2 separate regions of the Homo sapiens genome follow, and region 2 is linked to region 1. Evidence: read pairs that join two places in POLR2A ChIA-PET (ENCODE). Cell type or tissue: Caco-2. All regions are shown on one strand. Links, peaks and the distances in the headings refer to the core of each region. The heading gives the core; the rest is flanking DNA. Region 1 overlaps ABCC1 (ATP binding cassette subfamily C member 1 (ABCC1 blood group)). Region 2 overlaps MYH11 (myosin heavy chain 11).

The links. ChIA-PET counts read pairs that join two places held together with the same protein. Peaks named below come from ENCODE experiments on the same cell type or tissue, not always from the same donor. Only the 100,000 strongest peaks of a DNase experiment are listed, where the experiment ranks them.
Region 2: POLR2A ChIA-PET joins it to region 1 with 14 read pairs; 3 of 35 experiments call an interaction of 5 or more read pairs at or near these places.

The regions. Positions count from the first base shown.
Region 1 is chr16:16,073,051-16,075,960 of GRCh38, forward strand. All of the region lies in intron 14 of ABCC1 (ATP binding cassette subfamily C member 1 (ABCC1 blood group)), which reads left to right. Among named protein-coding and RNA genes, the nearest start is that of ABCC1, 120 kb to the left of the region's middle. RefSeq lists enhancers at 1,694-2,411, 2,412-2,910. In Caco-2, for the core only: no CTCF peak of the experiment used is centred there; a DNase peak (open chromatin) is centred at 1,571.
Region 2 is chr16:15,776,573-15,779,482 of GRCh38, forward strand. MYH11 (myosin heavy chain 11) reads right to left here. Exons shown (of 41, transcript NM_002474.3): 7 at 2,208-2,271. Among named protein-coding and RNA genes, the nearest start is that of MYH11, 79 kb to the right of the region's middle. In Caco-2, for the core only: a CTCF peak has its summit at 1,425 (motif pointing right); a DNase peak (open chromatin) is centred at 1,449.

The sequences.
Region 1 (2,910 bases), core at 152-2,651:
AAAAAAATAATAATAATAAATATTAATGGCACTAAGTGCAGTGACACGTTCACTTATAAAGCCTCTGTCATGCACATGCCATTCCAAGGATGTCAATGTCCCAACTTGTCCATTACTCACCATGGTACCCCTGGAGGAGGGTGATGGAAACCCCCATTTTCCAGATGAAGAAACTGGTCTCTGAAACTTGCCTGAGATTGCACAGCTGATCAAAAGAAGAACCAGCATTCACACCCACAGCCCATCGGTAGAGTCCATGCTCTTCCTGGCCATAGGGTGTTGCCTCACTGAGATTTACTGAGCACCTACTATGTGCCAAGCATTGTGAGAAGTGCTCTGTGTGCACTGCCTCATAGACACCCCATCACAGCCCTCTGAAGTTGATTGCATGATTGTCAGCCTTATTTTACAGATGAAAAAGTGAGGCACAGGCTGGGTGCAGTGGCTCCTACCTATAATCCTAGTACTTTGGGAGGCCAAGGCTGGAGGATTGCTTGAGGCCAGGAGTTTGAGACCACCTTGGGTAATGTAGTGAGACCTCGTCTCTACAAAAATTAAATTCACCAGGCATGGTGGTGCACCTGTAGTCCTAGTTACTTGAGAGGCTGAGGCAGGAGGATTGGCTGAGCCCGGGAGTTCAAGGCTATAGTGAGCTATGATCATGCCACTGTACTCCAGCCTGGGTGTCAGAGTGAGACCCTGTCTCAAAAAACAAACAAACAAAGGCACAGAGAAGTTAACTAACTTGCCTGTGGCTACCCAGGTACGAAGTGGTAGCCCCAGGATTCAAACCCATACAGTCTGGCTCCAGAGTCCAATGTCAGAAGATTGAATGTGTGTAAACGTCGGTTATACCGCGTGAGCTGTGTCTGGCACCTCGCAGGCGCTCAGGTATCTTTAGTGGCACCTAAAACGTTTGACACGTTTGACACAGCACCTGGTGCATAGAAGATGATAAACAGATCCTGGGAGTTGTCACTTCTCTGGTCTGAGCGAGATGGTCTCAGCATCTTCAGCTCAGCCCCCTGGTGTGGGGTTTTTTATCCTGGGCGCTACTGACATCTGGAGACACATTGTTCTTTGTGGTTGGGGACTGTCCTGTGCACTGTGGGATGTTGAGCAGCAACCCTGGACTCTACCCATTAGATACAGTAGTATCCATCCCAATTTTGGCAACCAAAAATGGCTCCAGACATTGCCAGATGTGCCTTGAGGGACACAGTTACCTCCAGTTGAGAACCGTGGCCCAAGTGGATGCTGGACTCTTCCTCCCAACACTCCTGGGCTGTGGTCATCTGGTTTCTGCTGTCCCAGTGTCCCACATCCCCTCACATCATAAGGCAATGATTCCATCTACTCTGGGGTCAAATTTCTCTGCTAACCACAGGCTGAAATTTGAGGTGGCCGGCGGTGGGTGGGGGGTGGTTTCTTGGTACTGAAGTTGTTCACAGCTCAATGCAAGCATCAGGAAACCCCTAGGCCCCTGGGTGCCGCCCGCACCCCAGCCCCTCCTTCCTGCCCTAATAGTGGCCTCCTAGGTGGTTGGACTTCCTGGAATGTTTAGCACGCTCTAGCCAGTGGGGGCCCCCTTGGCTGCTCCCAGCTCCCAAGCTAACCGTTCTCTGCAACCTCTCTGTCTCCAGTGGCTTTTCTTAAATTCCTTAAATAGCAACTCCCAGTTTCCTCATTCCACGTCCACTCGTAGAAGAGCTGAGGGAGAAAGTTAATCTAGGTTAACCAGCACCTTCCTCTCTCTCTAGGTTTTTTGTTTTTTTGATGCATGGAGGAAGTTATTTCTTCATTTGACAACTTAAACAAAAAATACTCCTGTATTATCTCCAGATGGTCTTAAGGTGGCTCATAATTCAGAGAGCTGCTTTTCTGTTTTTTCTTTTTCTTTTTTTTTTTTTTTTTGAGACAGAGTTTCACTCTGTTGCCCAGGCTGGAGTGCAATGGCACGATCTTGGCTCTCTGCGACCTCTGCCTTGGTTTCAAGCGATTCTCATGTCTCAGACTCCCGAGTAGCTGGGACTACAGGCATGCGCTACCACACCTGGCTAATGTTTGTATTTTTAGTAGAGATGGGGTTTCACCACGTTGGCCAGGCTGGTCTCGAACTCCTGACATCAGGTGATCTGCCCGCCTCGGTCTCCCGAAGTGTTGGGATTACAGGCATGAGCCCCTGCGACTGGCCTGCTTTTGTTTTAAGTGAGAGACATGAAGTAAAAGGAAAATAACAGGAAGAAGAGTAAAAGAAGACAGAGGTGCTAGGAGCTTTAGAAGTGTGGAGCTGGCCGGGCATGGTGTCTCATGCCTGTAATCCCGGCACTTTGGAAGGCCGAGGCAAGCAGATCACTTGAGGCCAAGAGTTCGAGACCAGGCTGAGCAACATGTCAAGACCCCACCTCTACAAAAAATACAAAAAAAAAATTAGCTGGGTGTGATGGTGCACATCCTGTAGTCCCAGTTGCTCAGGAGGCTGAAGTGGGAGAATCGCCTGCGCCTGGGAGATGGAGGTTGCAGTAGGCCGAGATCGCACCACTGCGCTCCAGCCTGGGTGCAGAAGCCAGATCCTGTCTCAGGAGAAGACAGAAACATGGAACCAGTTAACGTGGGCTTTGTCTCCGACACTCTCCCCTTCCCTGTGCCCTCGTACCACACTTCCTGTTCCGTATCCTCTTTTTTTGAGTTTATCGTGATGGATGTTTTAGAAAGATCCACCTGCTGTGATGTGCTGTGTGTAGAGTGGTGTGGCTGGGGGAGGAAGACAGAGGACCTGGGGAGAAGGGTGAACGACCTCCCTTTGCACCTCAAGGAGGGCCCAGCGGTCTGATGCTGGCCACCCCAGTGGAGAGAGGTTTGCATGTGGACGCCAGCTGTTTCCCACTGACCTTGGCCACTGCTCGGCCC
Region 2 (2,910 bases), core at 96-2,595, 300 kb before region 1:
TAAATTGTCTCACTGAAGCCTCACAAAGTATGCTAGGAAATAAGTGCAACTATTATCGGTGTTTTCAATAAGGGGAAACTGAGGCTCAGAGAAGAGAAGTCCTTTCTCAAGATGATACAGCTAACAAGTGGCAAAGCTGTCTTCCATGCCCTCTGTTCCAAGAGTGGGGTCTGACGGGATGGAGGCGAGAGAGACCGTAAACACGCCACACTAATTAATTTCAGGAGAGCTTCTCCGCGATGCGGGGTGGCAGGAGGGAGAGCAGAGGGGAGGGCAGGTGAGGGTGGCATGGAGATCACAGGGTCCGGGGTGATGGGAGAGGGCAGCTGGGAGGCTGGGCTACTGTACTGGGTGGATTTCCACAGCACTAAGCATGATGGTGCGGGATGATGGGGCTAGATCAGCAGACCTTGTCTTCTTCAAGTCCTAAAGCCAGCTAGCAGTGCCCGGGCTACCACAGCCCATGTCCAATCTGGAAAGCAGTGATTCTCAGACTTTCTCATGGTGTACATGGGTATACACACGCACACATACACACACACACACACACACACACGCACGTATGTTTGAGCCAGAGTCTCGCTCTGTCACCCAGGCTGGAGGGCAGTGTGTGATCTTGGCTCACTGCAACCTCTGCCTCCCGGATCCAAGCAATTCTCCTGCCTCAGCCTCCTGAGTAGCTGGGACTACAGGTGCATGCCACCACGCCTGGATAATTTTTGTATTTTTAGTAGAGACAGGGTTTCACCATATTGGCCAGGTGGTCTCGAACTCCTGACCTCAAGTGGTCTGCCCGCCTCGGCCTCCCAAAGTGCTGGAATTACAGGCGTGAACCACCGTGCCTGGCTGAGATGTGTGTTTCTAAAGAGCTCCCAAGTGATGCTGATGCTGCTGGTTTGGAAACATACTTTGAGAACCACTGATCTAAAAGGAAGGCTGAGGCCAGAAGGACGGGGCTATGCCTGGGGCTCGCTCTAAACACAGGAAATGAATTGCTGAGAGGTGTGTGCAGGGCTGCAGGACAAGAGGGCCCTGGCTCTGGACTTGACCGAAGCCTGACAGCCCTCCTAGCTGCAGGATGGGAATCCTGGCTGGTTTGGGCAGATTAAAGTAGAAACGTAGAAAACATTGAGTTAACGCAATAGCCACCACCTATGAGATGCTCACTTTGGGCCCAGTACCGTACCAAGGGCTGTGCATATTATTATGCATATTATTTCATTTAACCCCTGCACCAGCTCCAGAAACTAGGTGCAATCACCCCCATTTTACCGAGGCAAAACTGAGGCCCAGAGAGCTTCAGTGATTTTCCCAAATCCCCACAGCTTAGACAAGTACAGTGGAGAGGAAGCTACTCCACAACCCACCCTCTTATCCAGGGCACATAACGTGGAAAAATGGGACCACTAGGTGCTGCTAGAGGACCTCAGGTGCAGAAAGAAGCTAAGTCAGGCCCCCAGGTCCTATACATTGCCAAGCACGTGTTCCACAGGAAGCCTGAGCCCTAGGGCCGCCTGCAAAGCTCCTGAGGCTGATCAGTCACTGAACTCTAGACCTGGTTGTTCCCCCACGTCCAGAAATTTCTAACTTGGCTCCACTTCACCGCTCAGGTTCATGAAAGAGATGCTCTACTTGTTCCTTGCGATACCAGCATTCTTCTGGGTAAACTCTGTTTTCATCAATTTCCTACCTAAGAAGTGGAGCCGATCACAGACCAACTCTCTAAGAGGACGACAGGTCCAGAATTTGGCCTCGGACAATGGCTGAATAAGGATGAAGTGAAGATCATACGATAGACACTACGTAGCCAGCCCTTACTCTGCACCTCGCATGGTGCCTAGAGCTTTATATGAGTTCATTCACTCTATTCTCACATTTCTATGAGGCAGGTACCATTCATTATCATCCCCATTTTGCTGATGAGGCACAGAGAGGTGGAGTAACCAGCCCAAGGTCACTCAGCTAAGGGACAGATCATTTGAGCATCACATGCAGCCTAGGCTGCTTGTTTAGGGTTCAAACCAGGGGTCCGGTCCACACATGTATAACCACTGCACCACAATGCCTGCTGTTAAGGGGAGATTTGTTCTGGAAGAAACCTAAGAGGCTGGAAAGATAGAGGTGGCTCTTGGACTCTCCCAGCCTCTGGGCAGGAGATTGGTAGGGGGCAGGGGTACCCATTTGGCCCAGGCTCAGGGAAAGGATACAGGTCTCAATGTTGGCTCCCACGATGTAACCCGTGACGTCGAAGTTGATGCGGATGAATTTGCCCTGCCAACAGGAAAACACAGTTCAGGCTTTGCTGCCCAACTTCAGCCGTTAACCCCATGCTGTGGGCAAGCAGGAGGCAGATGGTACAGAGGATGGGAGGTGGGGCGGGGAGATTCTTGCGAACACTCAGAACCCCACAGGTCAAGTTGTCAGGCGGAACCAACATCTGCTGAGCTGAAACCACCCCAGGCCTGACAGCAACAGAACGTGTAAAACATGTTCACAGATCAATTTCATTCGGCTTTTGCAATGACCGTAGTCCATCATGGCTATCCCTATTTAAAAAAACTTATTTATTTATTAGAGACAAGGTTTTGCTCTGTCAGCGAGGGCTGGAGTGCAGTGGTGCAATCACAGCTCACTGTAACCTTGAACTCCTGGGCTCAAGCAATCCCCTTTTCCCCATGACCTCACCCTCCCAAGCAGCTAGGACTACAGGCATGCACCACCATATCTGGCTAATTTTTAAATTTTTTTTTGTAGAGATAGGATCTCACTGTGTTGTCCAGGTTGGCCTCAGACTGCTGCACTCAAGCAATCCTCCCACCTCAGCCTCCCAAAGTGCTGGGATTACAGGAGTAAACTACCACACCCAGCCCACTATCCCCATTTTAAAGCTGGGAAAACTAAGGCTAAAAG